2 separate regions of the Mus musculus genome follow, and region 2 is linked to region 1. A link is a loop called in an ENCODE intact Hi-C map of the cell type or tissue named here. Cell type or tissue: left cerebral cortex. All regions are shown on one strand. Links, peaks and the distances in the headings refer to the core of each region. The heading gives the core; the rest is flanking DNA.

Region 1 (8,265 bases), core at 1-5,000:
CATAGATAGAAAAGCAAAACAAAACCCAAGAACCAACCAACCAACAACAAAATCCTCATGGGGGTGAGCACCATGTCTGCTCACAGACACTGGGTCTGCAGACAGCTGATGGCTGGCTGGGGCGCTGCTGAGCAATCTGCAGCACTCAGGACAGCCCCACCTCAGCCTCCCCGCTGTAGAAAGACCTGTTCCAAATGTCACAGCGCAGAGGTGGGAGGCGGCTCCCAACAGCTCACTCTGCCACCAGCACAGCCCCTAGCCCCACCGCACGGGGAAGGTTGTACACCAGCCAAAAGGCAGCTAAAGTCACCTGCAGCCTCCACTCACCACTCTGCCAGTACCAACCCTAAACCCTGAGCCCCTTGGCCCCCATCATTCACCCAGCCAGTTCTCCAGGACCGGAAGGAAACCAGCCCCCACTAGAAGAAGACATTGAGGTTTTCTGGAGATGCCAGGTCAGGCCAACACAAGCGATGGTGAAGTGGAAGGGCCTCTCCTGGCTACCTCAAGGCACCCTGTACTGTGGTGTGGGGGTGTGACAGGCACCCCAGGAAAACGTACACAGCCTACATGGAAATATATCGCAAAGGTGGGCGGGGCGAGGACGTGAATCCGTGCGCAGACACCAGGAACTCCAGGATGAGAGGGATGAGGAGGGAGGCAGAGGCTTGCACCCTTTGTGCCTTGACCCACGGGCCAATCAGCGGCGGAGGCGGGCTCACCTGGATGCTGTTCTCTTGCAGGTTCAGGTAGCGGGTGTTGACAGGGATGCTGGCTGGCACCTCGGCCAGCTCCCTCCGCGTGCAGATCACCCGGCTGGCCTGGTTGCTGCAGGAGCAGGCGGCTGGGCAGGAGGTGGCTGGCGGGGAGCCTCCTCCAGCGGCTGAGGTCACGGCCACACCGCCCCCACCAGCCCTCAGGGGTGGGGAGAAGAGCCACAGGAGCAAGAGAGCCCCGTGGGGCCAGGACATCCTACCAGGCGGCAGCAAGGGGCACGGGGAGCCGCGGATGTGGGCCTGCGCCATCCTCAATGTTCATACTCCGAGGGCACGCTGGGGGGCTGTGGGAGAAGAGAGGGTGTTGGTCAGTAAGCAACAGGGACTCAGGCTGCCTGAGCTTCATCAGGCTCAGTTCCACCAGAAGTCCCTACCCCTGCTCAGAACCAAAGTTACAGGGACTTGGCCTTCCTGTGCCAGACCTCATCCTCCTCTGGGCCATTCTGCAGAAAGGATAAATGAGGCAAGAGAGAGGACATTTGTGCCCAAGGTCACTTGGTTAGTAAATGGCAACGTCAGCTAGATTCAAACTTAGGTCCTGCCAGGCCTGGGGTCGCAGGACTGCCCTTGTAGTTGCTCAAGATGTCGAGGCAGGAGCATTGAAAGTTGCAGACTGGCCTGGGCTAGAGAGAGTACATCCAGAGCCAACCTGGGCAATGCAGTGAGACCTCGTTCAAAACTAAAAAGTCAACATGTGGCTGGGCGGTGGGGCACATTCCCAGGATGCTCAAGGCCTTTGTTTCCACCCCTAGAACTGTTTGTTAAAAAAATTTTTTTTAAGTTGTGTCATTGCATTGAGTTCAGTTAGACAGGTAAGTATGTAGAGATAGAGGGACAGACAGACAGACAATGAGGCAAAGGCTCTGCCGGGGTGAAAAGCAACACTGATCAACTCCTATCACACACCAAGCGGGTTGCAGGTCCCCTGGGAGGCAGCGTCCCATCCCTCCATCCCTCCCTGCAGGTCTCTGTCCAGGTGTACGGGCACCAGAACCAGACATGAAGGCCCATCTCTGTATGCCCTCCTGCCCACCCTGGGGTCATCCCTCACTCCACTCAGGCCCTGTCCTGTCCTAGACTTGGAGGAGAGGTAATCGAGAGGGGACAGGAGGTAGCTGGGTTTCTGGCAGGAGGTGGGAGGCTGTTGGGGTGCCCCCACCCTGTGGTGGCCCTGTTGGAGACTATAGCAGTGCCCATGGGCCTCAAGATTGCAGGTGCTCCAAGGGAACACAGCCTGTGGCGGGACCTGTGCCAGCGGCTGTCGCAGGACAGGGCTGAGGAGCTGATGGAGTGGGGATGGAGCAGTAGGGACCCCCATGTCTGTGTCTGGGATGCAGGAATTCAGGGTCATTGTACACCCCCCCCCATCCTATCCCCTGTTTTCCTGAGTCCCGGGGGGAGGGACTCAGGCTAACCAAATGGCGCGCAGATAGGGCAGTGACTGCAGCCAGCACAGCAGGCGCCCTTCCTATGCATCAGCCGCTCCTGCCTGTGGAGGGCGGAAGCTGCTGGATTTTGTGCCTTGTCAAGGCCCACTGGGTGGCAGAGGGGGTCTGGCCTCAGGACTTACCCTCTGGCTCCCAATGGTCCCTCCACATGGCACCCCTGAGTGCTCACACACATAGAATCCCCTGAAACGGGGGGGCAGTAGGGGGAGAGGGGTCCCCATAAACATGATCACCCACCCACTCACACAAACAGCAGAGACAGACACACCCTCACACACGGCCTCTCTAATCCATGGACACAGGGCTGCCTGCCCCCCATGCAGGTGCGCATGAGCGCGCAAGCACGCGAGCGCGCGAGCAAGCACACACACACACACACACACACACACACACACACACACACACACACACTCCTGTAGCCTCCAAGATTTTAACCCAGATAGAAATATGTGTGCCGCCGCCGTGTATTGGAGCAAGTGTGTGAAGGCAGGGCTGGAAATGGAGACAGAGATGGAGACAGAGATAAAAAGAAACAGAGATGGAGACAGAGAGACAGACCAAGAGAAAATGACAGAGATGGTGAGAGGCACGGAAACAGAGACAAAGATAGAAAAGGGGGGGAAAAGACAAAGACAAAAACCGGCACAGAGATAGACAGAGGCCAAGGGACAGAGACCGTGACAGAGAGGCAGAAACAGAGAAATAGACAAAAAGACGGAGATGGAGAGATGGACCCAGGAGCAGAGACTGACAGGATCAGAGAAGCGGAGGCACGAGAGACCGAGAGATAGACAGAAAGACAGAGAGGCAGAACCCCCCCACCCCCCCACCGCCTCAGGGCTGGCCACCACACGCTGCCTTCACTAGCTTGCCTCGGCAGGGGCCGGGGGCCTTTGTTCCCACACATGTGGCCAGGGAGCTTTCTCCTCAGTCCACTCGGCTCCACGATCCCCACTTCCTGATACTCTGGCAACGACCAGCCAAGGGTCTGTGCTCACCGAGCCCACCATCCCCCAGGCCAGCGCCCGGGTCTCCTCCCCCACCAAGGCTGCCAGTGCACACCCCGTCGAGGCTTCTGCAGTAGCAGCTCCCCTCCCTCCCCTCCCGCCTCTCCTGCCACCACCATCTCCTTGTCCTTGTCTCCCCGCTCCCAGAGCACACACTCTGAGGGACACTCACCCTGGCGGCTTGGCTTCCGATGGCCTTCTCTCTGTGCCCCAGGCCCCCCCCTCCACATGCCTGCAGTTGCCCGGGGCCCTGCCACCCCAGCTTCCTACTGCTTCCCGTTGAGCTTGTGCTGAGGGGGGGGGCGCAGGGGCTTCTTGGGTCTCCCTGCACCCCCCCCCGTCTGTCGCCCTCCCCACCCTCTAGGGGAGCCTGGCCTTTTTCTCTTGGCCACCACACGAGCAAGCCCTTGCCTCCTGTGGTCCTGTGTCCCCCACTTTACTCCCCCCAACACCAGCTTCCTTTCTCTTCACTCACAGACACAGCCTCTGCCCCTCTCCCCAGCTCCCCGACTCTGTCTTGTCTCCCCGAGGACCCCCAGACCTCTTGTCGGTCTGTCCTCCTCCTCCACTGTCCCTGTCAGTCTGTCATTGCTGGGAGCCTGGCTCAGTCAGGTTCCCACTGTCCGTCTGTCTGTCCTGGGGCCTGCCTCCTTGTCTCTCTCCCAGCTCTGCCTTGCTCCCTTTCTCTGCGATTACAATTTCTAGTCACACGGCAGTGCAGAGCCCAGCTCGCTCCCTCCCCGCCCCCTCCCTCCTTCTTTCTCTCCTTCCAGCGGGGAGGGCGCTCCCTTCCTCCTTCCCTCCACCCTCACTCAACTCCCCCCTCCCAGCTAGCTCGGCCAGGGGGTGGCCTCCCCCTCCCCCGCTAATCAAAGGCTCCGTTATCTAATTAACCCGTTGGTTCTGGGCAGTCAGGGAAGGTCGGGGGAAGCGGGGGAGGAAGGTTGTCGGCTGTGCTGCCAGGGGAGAGGGGTTTGGACTGTGCCAAGCTAGAGCCTCATGGCAGGCACACACACACACACACACACACACACACACACACACACACACACACACACACAGCAGCCTCGGCTGCAGAACCAGGCTGGGCAGCATGGACTCCATGCCGCTGGACCAAGACATCCCTCCTACATCCTCAGGGTCCACCCTGGCGCTCCTGCATCTGCTCTAGGTCCCCCCACTACCTCATGCAGCTGCTGATTCAACCCCATTCCAGTATTCCAGTCAACCTATGCCAGCCAACTTAGGCCCATGTCACCATCAACCTTTCAGCTGAGACCAGCACTCATTCTTGCCACAAAGAAAGCTACCCCTGATGCCAACCCCCCCCCAGCCACAGACTAATACCCACCTCCTGGTGCCCTCTGCAGAACAGGCTGTGAAGCTACACTTTGCTATTCACTTCATGTGTCCCTTCATCTATCCATGCTTCCTTCTATCTGTCCATACAGCCATTCATCTATCTATCCATATACCCATACAGTCATCTATATATCCACCTATCAACCCACTCCTCCATCCAACATCCATCCATCCATCTGTCCATCTATGTATCCACCCTCTACCCATCTATCCATCCTCTTATCTATATATCTATCCTTCCATTTACCTATTTCTTTCCTTGTCCATCCAACCCTTTATCCATGCATCCATCTCTTCTGCTACCCGTCCATCCATTCATCCATTCATAAATTCCCTTATCTACATACCTATTCATCCATCCCGTTAGCCATCTCTCCATTCTTTATCCATGCATCAGCCATCCATTTATTGATTTATCTTCACTCATTTATGTCTCTACCCATCCCTTTATGTATTCATCCATCCATCCATCCATCCATCCATCCATCCATCCTTCTACCTCTTTATATCTGCCCATCTATCACCCCTCCCTTTTCCACTTACTCTATCTAAAACCTATTTATGAAGCCCCCACTCTGTGCCAGGCACTGAAGCATATGCCAAGTGCTTACGAATGGGTACAAGGCTCAGCATACCATGACCCACAAATGCAAGTAGTGCTAGTTAGAGCTCTGGGAAGGGGCTGAGCTGGATTTCTGAATCTGCCTCTTTGCCATATGGCCTCAGTTTCTGAGTTCTGGTGTCCTTCACTGTGAGGAGGGTAGTACAGGCTGCCTGCCATAGTGGCTGGAGGTTGAAAGAGTAGTGTTCTGAACACAGGCTGTCCTGTCTCAGCTCATGCTCAGCTAGCTCCTGACCTAGCCATCACCTCACTCCTGCCTGGACTCTGCTCCACAGTGTGTCTGGTCCCTCAAGTGACCAGCCAGATCCCTCCCTTTGCTGCTCAGGGCCCTCCAGCAACTTCTGAATCACACAGATAAAGGTTAAAAACCTCACTCCTCAGTCAGCTTCTGCTCTGACCTCCCTCCTGGAGCTGAGCACCAGCCTGGGGCTGAGGGCGAGCGAGGCTTTGTGGTTGTTCTTCACTCTGCCTGTATCCCTCTGACACCGCTCTCACTGAATGATGCCTGGTTCTTTCTCCCTCAGGTTACCTAATCTCTCAGACCATAGCTACTGGAATTCACTTTCTCCAAGAGTGGGGTCTCATCGGCTTTGGTTTCTGTTTGGTGTTGAAACCTGTGACAGATCCTGGTAGGCTCAGGGAATGCCAGATGAGAGGAGGAATGGACACACTGTATGGATGCCTGGCTTCACACCTGCGCTGTTAGGATCCATCTCTGCCTCTTGTCACAGATGCACTGGCACCCAGTCCTGGCACACTCTAAGAGCTGCCCAAGTCTGGAACATCTCTTCACCTGAGGTCTCCACCCTAGGAGGTCACTGCCTTTCACTGGACACCTGTGTTTCAGGTCCTCCTCCGTCCCTCTTTGCCACAGTCCCATCTGGCTGGCTAGATCCCAGTGCATTGCTAGGTGCCCCTCTAACTAATCTGTCACTAGGGGAGTCTCATCTTTGCTTGGAACCAGAACCTGCTCATGGAGCTATACACTGGCCAAACTGGTGCAGAGAGCAGGCTAGCTGCTCTTTCTGAGTGTGCACCTGCACCAGTTCCAGGCTCAGGTTGCATTGGAGCAGGCTCACAGCACACAGCTGTGACTCTATTACCAGCATGGATACCACACCCTTATGCAGTGGTTCCCGAGGAAAAAGCTGCTCTCTGGGCAGCAGCCCTCTAAGAACTGCTGGCACTCCCCATTTCACAGATAGGTTTAGACATTGGCTCAAGGTCCAATATAGAGTTAGGAAAGAGGATAGGCATAGAGGCACAGACTTGTTATCCCTGCTATGCAGAGGCTAAGTAGAAGAATGGCAAGTTCAAGGCCAGCCTGGGCAACTTAATAAGATTCTGTCTCTAAAGAAAAAGTGGGTTGGGGATGTAGCTCAGCAGTAAAGCATGCATCTAGACCCCCAGTGAGGGGTTGGGGGTATAGTAGAGTTTTTGCCTAGTCTGCAAAAAAGCCCAAGGTTCATTGCAAGTACTGCCAATACATACATATATACATACATGCATACACACATATCTATCTATCTTTTTAAAGATTTATTTATTTTATGTATATGAGTACACTGTAGCTGTCATCAGACACATCAGAAGAGGGCATCAGATTTCATTACAGATGGTTGTGAGCCACCATGTGGTTGCTGGGAATTGAACTCAGGACCTCTGCAAGAGCAGTCAGTGCTCTTAACCGCTGAGCCATCTCTCCAGCCCCTATCTATCTATCTATCTATCTATCTATCTATCTATCTATCTATCTATCTATCTATCTGGGATGAGTGCTTCTTGGGTAAAATGCTTGCTTGAGTTCAGTCACCAGAAGCAATGTAGGCAAGCTAGACTTGGAGGTATACTTGGAGGAGGAGGGGGGAGGGAAGGAGGAGGGGGGGAGGGAGAGGGGGAGGAAGAGAAAGAAGGAAGCAGGATCTCTGGGCTTGCCAGCTAGCCAGCCCAGGCAAATAGGTGAGCTCTGGGCCAATGAGAGACCCTGTTGAAAAACAAGATGAGCTGGCTTAGTGGGTAAACTGCCTGCAGCCAAGCCAGAGGATCTGAGTTTGATGTGGGGAGAGAACAGATCCTGCAAGTTGTCCTCTGACCACACGCACATGCGCACACAAAACTATAAATAACTGTTTAAAAAAAAGAAAAACCATGACACACACACACACACACACACACACACTCATAGCCTCCAGGAGTCATTCATAGGACTCCAGGGACCACAGTGATAAGTCCCACAGAGGTCACTGTGGGATAGCTGGCCAAGTAGCCAACCAGTAGTCAGCTACAGCCCTGTCCCTCTGTCCTAGCCCCAGGGCACCCAACACAGAACACTCCTCAGGCCCCTGGAAGGTTCAGCCAAGGCCCCACTCTCAGGTTCAGATGCGGATGCAGAGGAGTCAGAGACACTGGCTGCGGCCAGGCAGGACTGCCTAGGGCAAAGGCCTTGAATGTGCAGAGCCGGAAGAATGGAGAAGCCAGAGAGCTGAGTGGGCTGGAGTGTGGCCGAGGACAGAGGCCGGAGACCCCCGGGGTCCAGGTGCTCAAGCAAGATGCTAAGCCCTCTGACAATGATGCTCACCCAGCTCGGCTCAGGGATAGATACATCTTGGGCACGGTGCCTGAGAGGATTCAGGCAGATGGCAGATCGGAAACTCAGGGGACCCAGGGGAGGTGGGGTGAGGAGAAATGGGAGGCAGAAAGCATTCCTGTTGGCCACACTCCTGTGCCTGAGCAAGTTCATCAGGTGAGGACAAGAGAGGGAACTGCCTGCTGCATGGTAGGTAGTGAGAGGGGTGGTGGTCAGAGCTAAAGGAGGACTTCCACAACTCTGTGCGGAGAAGAGGCTCCACAGCTCCATAGCTGAGGACTTCCTTCTTCTTGGACAGAAGTCATAAGCAAGGCTGGGAGAGGGGGCAGGTGGTGTAGGCTCCGGGTGGAAGGAAATAAGTGCAGAGGTGTCCCTCTGCCTGTGCATGCCCCCAGGGCTTTCAGAATAAGAGTGAACACATAACCCCAGCATTGATGTCCTCTCACCATCGAGTAGAGAGTCC
Region 2 (10,350 bases), core at 2,196-7,195, 58 kb after region 1:
AGGCTTTCACTCAGTGTTTGGCAAGCGGGATAAATCTACTCTGTTCTTTGTTGCAGTTGATGGCAATGAAGGCAAATGACAGGTAGAAGAATACAGTAGCAAACATTCGTTGAGATGTGACAATATAACTAGTACCTCAGGGTACCCTGGGAGATTGACAACATATCAGTCCTGCTCTAACAACAGGAAGTGGAGGTCCAGAGACAGGAGGTTATGAATGGGGACTGAGGCGAGACCTCTCTGCCCAAGTGCGAGATCTGGGTTTGGATTCGCAGCACCTACACAGAAAGGCTGGGCAGCATAGTATGTACTTGTAACCCCAGCACTGGGGAGAGAGAGTCAACTGGATCCTTAGGAGCTTGCTGGCAAGTCAGCCGAGCTTACTTCGTGAACAGTGAGTCTGTTTCAAAAAACAAAGTGGACGGTGCCCGAGAAATAGCATCTGTTAGCATCTGTGGTTGACCTCTGGCCTCCCTTGTGTGCAGTGCATACTTGCACATACTCCTCACCTCCATCCTCACCCCCACCCCCACCCCACACTCCCCCCATACACCACAGGTGCCACACTTCAAAATCTATGCTCTTTCTTTCAAAGATCATTACTTTTTGGTGACTAGTGGCCCGAGAGAGACTTCTTTATTCAGATAATCAGTCTCATGACTGTGGTCACATATGACACGCTAACTGGTGCTGCCGCCTTCTTCTTCTTCTTCTTTTCTTTCTTCTTCTTCTTTCTTCTTTTCTTCTTCTTCTTCTTCTTCTTCTTCTTCTTCTTCTTCTTCTTCTTCTTCTTCTTCTTCTTCTTCTTCTTCTTCTCCTTCTCCTTCTCCTTCTTCTTCTTCTCCTCCTTCTTCTCCTTCTCCTCCTCCTCCTCCTTCTCCTCCTTCTCCTTCTTCTTCTCCTCCTTCTCCTCCTTCTCCTCCTCCTTCTGCTCCTTCTCCTTCTCCTTCTCCTTCTCCTCCTTCCTTCTCCTTCTCCTTCTCCTTCTCCTTCTCCTTCTTCTTCTTCTTCTTCTCCTTCTTCTTTTCCTCCTTCTTCTCCTCCTCCTTCTCCTTCTCCTTCGTTTTTTTTGTTTGTTTGTTTGTTTTGTTTTTTGTTATTGGTTTGAGACAGGGTTTCTCTGTGTAGTCTTGGCTATCCTGGAACTCACTCTGTAGACCAGGCTGGCCTTGAACTCAGAAATCCACCTGCCTCTGCCTCCCAAGTGCTTAAAGGCGTGCGCCACCTCGCCTGGCCCTCCCCCCCCCTTTTAAAAAGATTTATTTATTATTATAAATAGGTACACTGTAGCTGACTTCAGACGCACCAGAAGAGGGAGTCAGATCTCATTACAGTGGTTGTGAGCTAACCATGTAGTTGCTGAGATTTGAACTCAGGACCTTCGGAAGAACAGTCGGTGCTCTTACCTGCTGAGCCATCTCACCAGCCCTAACTGGTGCCTTCCGAATGCTACCCTGCCACCACGCCTGGCTCTTACTATCAATGTTTTTTGGCTTTTTAGTAATTAATACTGGGAATGGGGTTTTATGGTATATGGCTCCTTTCCTAATGATACCAGGAGAAAGGTTTCATGGATGTAACTCTCTAGGCTGTGAGAATTTATTTTGGAGGTCACTCCTTGGATTGGAGTTAGAACAAGGATGAGTCCTTGTTCTTTGTATATGGAGAACCATGTTGGGCCGAGGCAAGTAACTCAGGCATTGCCAGCTGAGACATCCAACCATAACTGCTGTGTTCAGGGAACAGTCAGAAAGAAGGAAACACCTCTTATTGCTAGATCATCTGGTGATACAAAAGCAGGGTGTGACATTAATCCTCATGCTACTGTGTGACCTAAATGTGATAGATCTCATGTCCCAGCTGCAAAGACTGAGGCTGTGGGAAAAGGGATGTCTCAGGAAGCTGTGCGAGGTACTTGTGCAAGGACTCTGAGCTTCATCTTGCCGCCTCCCTTAGGGTGCTCCTAGCTACATATCCATCCTTCCTACTGAGAGCCCTGGATGCTACTGAAGCCAGAGTCCAGGATTTTAGCAGCCTTTTGTGCATGAGATGGACCAGGACATGGGAGTCACGTAGCCGACTAGTCAGATGCTTCTAACTTTGCCAGTACAAGATCCCCATCGGAGACCTCTGGATCCTTCAGGCCTCTCCTGCTCCCTTTACTTGTCTGCACAGCTCAGAGAGTGCAAGGCCAGAGCAGCAGTGAACCTAGAGCAAAAGGTACACCCTCTCCAAGCCTGACCAGCCCCTAGGTGGGAACCTGTCAGAGCAGGCACACATCTGAGAGCTCCAAGCTCTTGGGATGCCCCTCCCTGTTGTCTTGTGCCATGCTGGGCAGTCAAGGACAATGCTAAATGACATTGGGCCCAAAGCCTATCGCTGGAAGAGCTAAAGATTAAGAGCTGCCATGCAGACAGTCCACCCCATTTACTTGTGATGCTTGCTCTTCATTGTCAATCCGACTAGATTTAGATCTACCTAGGAGCTAGCTGTGGGCGGCTCATGTCTGTCATTTTAGTTCCTAGGGGCTAAGATAGGAGGATTGCTGTGAGTTGAAGGCCAATCTGGCTTCATAATGGGTTTTAAGCCAGTCTGGGTTACAGAGTGAGACCTTATATCAAAATGCAAAGCATGGGGCTGGGGAGATGGCTCAGTCAGTGAAGTATTTGTCCTGTAAGCAAAAGGACCTGAGTTTGAGCTCCAGAACTGCATAAAAATCACCAGACATGCTGGTGCACATGTGTAATCCCAGCACCCACAGACACAGAGACAGGCAGATCTCTGGACTCCCTGGCCATGCAGCCAACCCCACCTGATGAGCTTCAGGCCAATGAGAGAGCCTGTCTCAAAAACTACAAAAGGTGTATGCCAGCCGTTAAGAGCACGTGCTACTCTCATGGAGGACCTGAATTTAATTCCTAGCACCCACATAGTGGCTCCAGTACCCCAGTTCCAGGGGATCTAACAGCCTATTTTGGCCTCTGTGGACACCAGTAGATATGTGGTGCACAGATATACATGCAGTCAAAAATATGTAGACACATAAAACAAATATAAATTTTTAAAAAGTGGATGGTTCCTAAAGAGTTCTCTGATTTCCAAATGCATGCACACCAGTGCATGCACAAACATGTCTGTGTATGCAAAGGCATTTCCAGAGAGGACTCTTGGAAGGAGAAGACCCACCCTGAATACAGCCAGCGTTGCCCTATGCCCTGGAGACCCAAATGCAGTATAATAGGAAAGCTAGGTAGGACCAGCACCTCCAGGATCCTGTATCCCAGTTGGCCATAATGTGACTGCCTTCTTCTTATGATAGAGCTACACCTCTGAACTCATGAGCTAAGTAAACTGCCCCTCCTTTGCTTCCATCAAGAATTTGGCCATAGTGACACAAAAGCTAATGAATGAATCACATGCCCAAACTCCAACAAAAACCCTAAGCACTAAGGTTTGGGGAACCTCTCTGGTGGGTAAGGAGTCACATACCAATATAACAAGAGAATTAAGGATGACCTGTGACCTGACTGGAAGGAAACACTGGACAGTCATGCTTTCTGGACTCTGCCTCACAACCAACACATCCTTTGGCTGACTTAGTCTGTAGCTTTTTGGTGTAATGAATTTTTCTAGAGCTAGCTATGGTGGTTCATATTTGTAATCCCAGCACCTGAGAGACTGAGGCAGGAGGGTTATTTTAAGTTTGAGACCAACCAGGCCTCCATAATGCTTTATCTGATCCCCAACTTCCTCCTCACCTCAAAAAAAAAAAAAAAGGATTCAATTCATGATTTCTGACAGGGATATTTCATGGCTGTAATTAGGAAGAGGTAGGCCTATGGGACAAAACTCTAAGGTCAGGGGTTAGATGGACCAAGCACACAGCTATTTCTCCCATTTCAGTGGTTTGGAGATAAAGCAAAGACAGAGGCAAGGCTCTCAATGGAGCTAGCCATAAAGGGAGTGAAAGCTGAGTGGCTCTGCTCTGACCTTCCCAAGTCTTTGCCCTTATGGAGTTGGGTAGCAGTCAGTGGCTAGTTGGGACAGCTGGGGTTCTGACCTGCATCCGGACCCCGGGGATATCCTCTGATCCGCAGTTCGTTGAACTCTTGACACCTATCATTGGTATCAGCATCTCGGACCCGTGCACAGAGGTCTGAGACCAGGATGAGCGCCCGCCGACAGAGGTCATCTTCATAGTCCCCAGACATAGTGGCCACGTGATCCTATACTTAAGAGTGGGGTGGGCAGAGCTGCAGAAAGAGACAGGGACAGGTGCAGGGAGAAGGAGGGAGAAGGTCTGGTAGGGAGGCAAAGGTCAGAAGGTGGTGGCTCGGGGACCAGGATTAGAGGATGAAAATGACAGATGTTATAGTCACTTCTTGGGGTCACCATCTAATGAGAGTGGTTAAGGAGCAAACGGATCAACAGAGCCACACCAAAAGGCAAGGTACTCTCAGACGAAAGGAATGTGCCCCCAAGGGGCCACAGACTGAAAGTCAGGATGGGTACTCTGAGACCCAAAGGAAGGTTGGAGGCAGCCATCAACAGTAGGCAGCCAGGCTGTGGCAGGTAAGAGCATTTTGGGCAGCTGCAACATCATTGGTGGGAGGCTTAGGGTGGGAAACTGCTGGAGGGTCAGAGGAAGGAGAGTCAGGTGTGTGGCAGAAACCCCGAGCTGAGAGAAGGGGAGCTAAGAGGACAGATAGAGATAAGAGGAAAGGACCAAGTGAAGTCGGGTAGCCAGGGAAAGATAGACACAGAATTCGGAGTATAGAGGTTCAGGACAGAGGCTGGGGAACAGCGTGTACTTCATTATATCCGAGACATGGTGCACACACAGAGAGAAGTGAAGCCAGGGAGGCAGGGGTGTGGGCAGAAATACCTTCCAATGAGACACAGGTAGATCAGAAGAGAGAGAGAAAAGATGCTGAATTCCAGGTTGGACAACCAGACAATGGCTGGAGACCTCAGATACAAGGCAAGAGAAGAGAGTTGGGAACACAGACAGACAGAAGCATGGTCAGTTTAAAAAAAAAAAAAAGGAGAACAGGAGAGAGAGGTGGAGGTGGGCGAGGAGGGAGTAACACAAGGTAAGGTTTGGAGCTAGACATTAGACATCGGTGGGAAAGAGCCCCCCCCCCCCCCGAGGGAAAGAACGAGGGCCAGACAGTCAAGAGAAGCCAGGCTGCTAAGGAAGACTGACTGCCATTTGGCCAGGGTCAGACTCACCTGTGCTTACCCCTGCCTTGTCCTGGGTGGCAGCCGAGGCGGCGGGGGGCGGTAGCCCATGGGGATTGCAGGGTGGACGAGCCTAGCCGCTGCGGACCGGTCTCCACGCTTGCCAGGTGGCAAGAAGGGGGGCTGGTGACTGATCTAGGGACCCAAATCGGGAGGGAAAAAATCAGCCCAAGCTTTGCATCTTGCCCGACTCGAAGTAGCTGCGCGACCCCAGATGACCCCGGTGAGGTCCAGCCGCCCCCTCCCACCTCCGTGCCCCCAGCAGCTAGTTAAAAGCTTAGGGACTACAACTCCCAGCTGGTCTTGCTGCTAGTGCTACTGCAGCTTTATCGCACCAGAGCTGCAAGGGCTGCTGGGAGTTGAAGTCCTCAATGCGTCTCCGGTCTGCAGAATATGGGATTTTTTGGGGGAGTGGTGCTGGAAGGGTTAAAATGTCAGGGTCCCAAGACGCTGCAGGAGAGGGGAAAGGAGTCCAAGATCTCCAGAGGTCACGTAGCTCTAATCACTTAGGGGTCATGAGATGGGTCACTAATCCCCATACTCTGGGGATGGGTGGGCAAGGGTGAAGTGCACCCAGGTGTATTGGAATCAAGATCCCCCTTTTTCCAGGGCCACGTGCCCCTCCCCTGGAGCGTCCAGCTGGCACTGCAGACTCAGCTCCCCAGCTCCAGATGCGCCCCTATTTGCACCGACCTCCGCGCCCCCACTTGGGGCCGCCCCCTTGGGATGAGGTTGGGGCGGGGGAGGGGGAGGGGCGGACTCACCGGAGCCCCGGCTGCTGCAGCCCGGAGCGCGCGCGCGCCCGCCTGCCCGCTGCCGCGGTGCCCGCCTGGCTCCTCCCCACCCCTGTCGCAGCTCCTCGGCTCCTCCCAAGCCCTTTCCCCCCCCCTCCCCCGCCAGCCCATGCAACCCAAAAGCCAAAATCCGTATGGCCCTAGTGTGCACCTCCCTGGACTCTGGTTGCAGTTTCGCCCCAGTTGAGAGGCCACCTGAGGGAACTAGAAGGTTAGGATTCAGAGGTCCCAGGCCACAAAAACTCCTTTCTCCAGGGAGCAAGATCTCAGGGTTTACAGCTGAGCAGGCTGGAATGAAAGCTGGCCACAGTAAGTCTCATATTTTAGGTAGAGCCACAGGCACTGGATTTGAATCCTGCCCTAGTCCCCTTGAGACTCTTAGCATCCCAGATCCCGATGTCCAGCACAATACAATGAAATTATCTCCTAAGGGATGTAGTTTGAGAAACCAGTCAGTGTGCATCAAAAACACTGGCACCAAGTGGGTGCTTAATGACTACTTACAGGCACAGAGCATCCGGTTTTTACCACATTAATAGCAGCTAATGAAAATTGCCACTCACCATTACCAATGTTAGGAGTTAAGAGCTTTGAAGATGGCTTCTCATGGAATATTCACTTTGGTATAAGGATGAATGCAATCAAGGTATTCCCATTTCACAGAACAATTGAGGCCCGTGGAGATTCAATTCCTCCCACGAGGTCCTGATCTACACAAAAGCAGCCCAGAGGGGTGGCTTGGAAGTTAGTGTCTCACTCAATTGCTATTGTCCTCCCGCCAGCCAGTTATACAAAATAAACACAGCTTCCAAGGCCTGATGGCAGAGACCTTTCATCCCAGTTGCTCTGGATGGGGAGGGAAGAGGATAGAAAGTTCCAGGTCAACCTGGGCTACGGATGAGTTCAAGACCAGCCTCTGCAGATTGAGTGAGACCCTGTCCAAAAATAAGAGAGAGCTGGGGATGTAGTGCAGCAGTAGAAGCCCTGTCTAGAATCCTCCAGTGAGGAGCTGGGGGCATTGATGAGAAGTGGAGCCTTTGTCTAGTAGAATCTCCCAGGAAAGCAAAGCGCTTGGTCTGATAGCCTAAAAAACCAGTGTTTGCTTGGCATATCTGAGACTCTGGGTTCAAAGCAACTCTTCCCCTTGTAGCGTATGCATGCAATTTGCAGTTGTTATATATCAGAAGCCTCCGAAAAAGATAGCTGGCTCCATCCAGGGTCCATGTTTATGCTGCTAGCATCTTCTCACAGGAGTCTGAGGAAGCATGCACGGGGGCCTGGCCACCAAAGGTGCGGCGAACGGCCTTAGTGGCTAGTCAGCTCCATGCCAGCCATGGAGCTCAGCCTGACCAGGCGGTGACACACACTCAGAAATGTGCACACAGATGGGCTTGCCAGCTTCACGTGACACATCTTCAAAGAAACACTGTGAGTCTGAGGCAGCTCAGATGCTGCGAGGCAGCTGCAGCAAGAACCAGCCATCTGTGCGACTCGGGAAAATGCATGCGTGTTTAATGCCAGCTCAGCACACTGTATGACTTCCGCTGGGTTAGTTCCTAACTGCCTTACTTTTTCTCTTTAAAAATGAGGACGATTTTTAAATTAACAAACAACGAACAAACAAAAGTTTGGACACTAGGCTTTACTCTGAAGTCCAAACCAGATGAGAACTAGTAATCCTCCTGCCTCTGCTTTCTGAGTGCTAGTACTGCTGGCTGGTACCACTACACCCCACTAAGATGATGATAATTGGTACACACGTGTGCATGTATGTGCATGTATGTGCGTGCGAATGCATGCACATGCGATGTACAGGTATCAGGGTGTCATCTGTCTCAGTTTTTGGCTGGCTTGTGAGATCCATGGATCTATCTGCTTCTACCTCCCAGAGAGGAAATTAAAGTGGGGGCTTGCCACCACACCTGGCTTTTTATGTTGTTCTGGGGTACAACTCATAACATGTTTGCTCAGTAAGCACTTTACTGATGAGTTTTCTCCCGGGCCTGAAAATGATAATTTAGAAATAAAAATCAGATATTGCACCATTATTTCGAAGATTAAATTAAATTATCCTGAGCTCAGTTGCAGAGCACCTGTCTAGTGCTCCTTGGGGAGGGGCTGGTGGTGGCATCCGGTGGCAGAAGCCTGCGAGGGGAGGGGCTCGGCGGTAGAGCTGCGATGCTTGCCATCAGTTAGTGTTTGGTGCTGCCGTAACTGGTGCTTATGGTGTTCATTAGATCCTTAGCTGCATGTGACAAATGAGAGAAAGGAAGAGCGTCCTCGAAGGCAAGGCCTCACGTAGATGGGAAATGACTGAGGTGGCTTGAAAGTCCCTTTGGGTATTGTTGGGGTAACCTTCCTTTACATTGTTGGAAGGCGTGCCCCTGTGTTTTCAATGGTTAATCCTGTACTAAGAGCTACGCGGGCAGGGTTTTGGTGGTGCCATTGCTATGCCCATGCTTCTCTATATGATATGCTTGTCATTCCTCATCTGCCCAAAAGAGGCGGATCCGGCAGTCCTTATCGCCTAAAGGCAAACCCTAAGGGATGGTCAGGTGTTGTCTTGCTGCTGATCAGTTCAGGCTGAAATATGGTTTTTGTATAATAAAGAGCTGATGGCCAGACCTGGGTCAGGAAGTATGGAGCTGGGACTTCCAGGCAGATAGAGATAGAGATAGAGATAGAGATAGAGATAGAGAGAGAGAGAGAGAGAGAGAGAGAGAGAGAGATAGAGAGAGAGATAGAGATAGAGATAGAGATAGAGATAGAGATAGAGATAGAGATAGAGATAGAGATAAAGAGATAGATAGAAGATGTGGTAAACTCAAAGAGAGACAGAGGGAGGAAGACACTGAAGGAAGCAGAAAGGAGAGAACGAAGTTGTAGGCAGGTAGTGAGGACTCTTGTAGGGAAAGGTGGATGGTGGAAAAGTTAGGAAAAGTTTAAATGAGCTAGCTGAGAGACTGGTCTAACTAAAGGCCAACGGCTTTAAACTGTTTAGAAGTCTGTGTCTTATTTAAAACACAAGCAGGTCCGCAGAAGCCCTGCATTTGGGTCTGAATCTGGAGCCTTGACTTTATGTGCATCTAGGATATTTGAGGGCCTTGGGTTTTGCTGCTGCTGGGCGTGGAAAACTGGAAACCAGGAAAGAGAATGTGCTGGCTACCCTATTTGGCTTAATAAAAAAGTAAGTAATATAGTTCTTCAATTCATCAAATGTCTCCAGGCAGACAAGATGGCCTAGTGTGTGAAGGAGCTTGCAGCCAAGCCTGATGCCGTGAGTTTGATCCCTGGCCCTCACACAGTGGAAGAGGAAGACTGAAGTGGAAGTTTCTGGCTTCTTTGGGAAGGTGGCTATATCACATGATGTTCTCCTGGTGAACACAGGTGAAAGGATGGTTTGCTAAAGCAGACATGTGAAAGGACGCCTGATGGAGGAGGAGTATAAACACGACCCCACAGACAGCGGGGGCAAGAGCATCGGTTTGCTTTGCTGTACCTCGCTAGTCTTCACTAACAACACCCATGCTTTAGTTTGCCTTACATCTCGTTGCTGAGCTCCGCTTGTGGTGATGTGTTAGAGAGAAACTTTGCCAAATGACTTCTCGTGAGGTTCCTGCGACTTCTTTTTGCCTTTGTCCCCAGAGAATTATTTCTAAACAAGTCCACTTCCTGTGTATTCTAATGACTTTTCTCTTCCACTACCTCTGGTGGCTGGTGGGCTAGAGGAGAGGTTGAACATTTATTAAAATAGGCTGCCAAAACTTATGTCTACAGATACTCCCACACACTGATCCACACGCATGTGCTGTGGCATGCATGTGTACACCCATACAGAAGATATGAGTAAGCCAGGCGGTGGTGGCGCACGCCTTTAATCCCAGCACTTGGGAGGCAGAGGCAGGTGGATTTCTGAGTTCGAGGCCAGCCTGGTCTACAAAGTGAGTTCCAGGACAGCCAGGGCTACACAGAGAAACCCTGTCTCAAATATATGTGTATATATATGTAAAAAAATTTTTAAGTTTAAATTGAAAGCTCTGATAAGGAGACAGAGGAGGACCATCTTGGGACTGTGCGGATAAGTCTTGGGTGCTGAGAGTACTGGGAAAGATGTCAAGGAAGGCTTCTGAACTTGTGAGCTTATTTCAGGGGCATGGCAGGTTGTAACATAGAAAGAGATGGAGGGAAGGAAGGTGTGTGGGTTTGATTGAGAATGGTTTCCATTGGATCACAAGTTTAAGTGGAACTGTTTAAGAAGTAGGAGGTGGCCTTGGTGGAATGGGTGTGGCCTTGTTGGATGAGCTTTCAAAAGTCC

The links. Peaks named below come from ENCODE experiments on the same cell type or tissue, not always from the same donor. Only the 100,000 strongest peaks of a DNase experiment are listed, where the experiment ranks them.
Region 2: a loop joins it to region 1, with 2.0 times the contacts of the local background. A loop is called at or near these places in 3 of 42 quality-filtered maps.

Annotation. Positions count from the first base shown.
Region 1 is chr7:44,437,670-44,445,934 of GRCm38, reverse strand. It overlaps Lrrc4b (leucine rich repeat containing 4B), which reads right to left and starts at 3,448. Exons shown (of 3, transcript NM_198250.1): 1 at 3,404-3,448; 2 at 723-1,060. The coding sequence starts at 1,025. In left cerebral cortex, for the core only: a CTCF peak has its summit at 2,269 (motif pointing right); DNase peaks (open chromatin) are centred at 2,563, 3,276, 3,993, 4,181 and 3 more places; H3K4me3 peaks cover 4,449 bases; H3K27ac peaks cover 4,792 bases.
Region 2 is chr7:44,379,832-44,390,181 of GRCm38, reverse strand. It overlaps Syt3 (synaptotagmin III), which reads right to left and starts at 6,056. Exons shown (of 11, transcript NM_001114116.1): 1 at 6,006-6,056; 2 at 5,233-5,376; 3 at 4,061-4,226. The coding sequence starts at 4,211. It also overlaps a transcript of 1700008O03Rik not described here. In left cerebral cortex, for the core only: a CTCF peak has its summit at 4,455; DNase peaks (open chromatin) are centred at 4,810, 5,562 and 5,981; H3K4me3 peaks cover 1,681 bases; H3K27ac peaks cover 2,286 bases.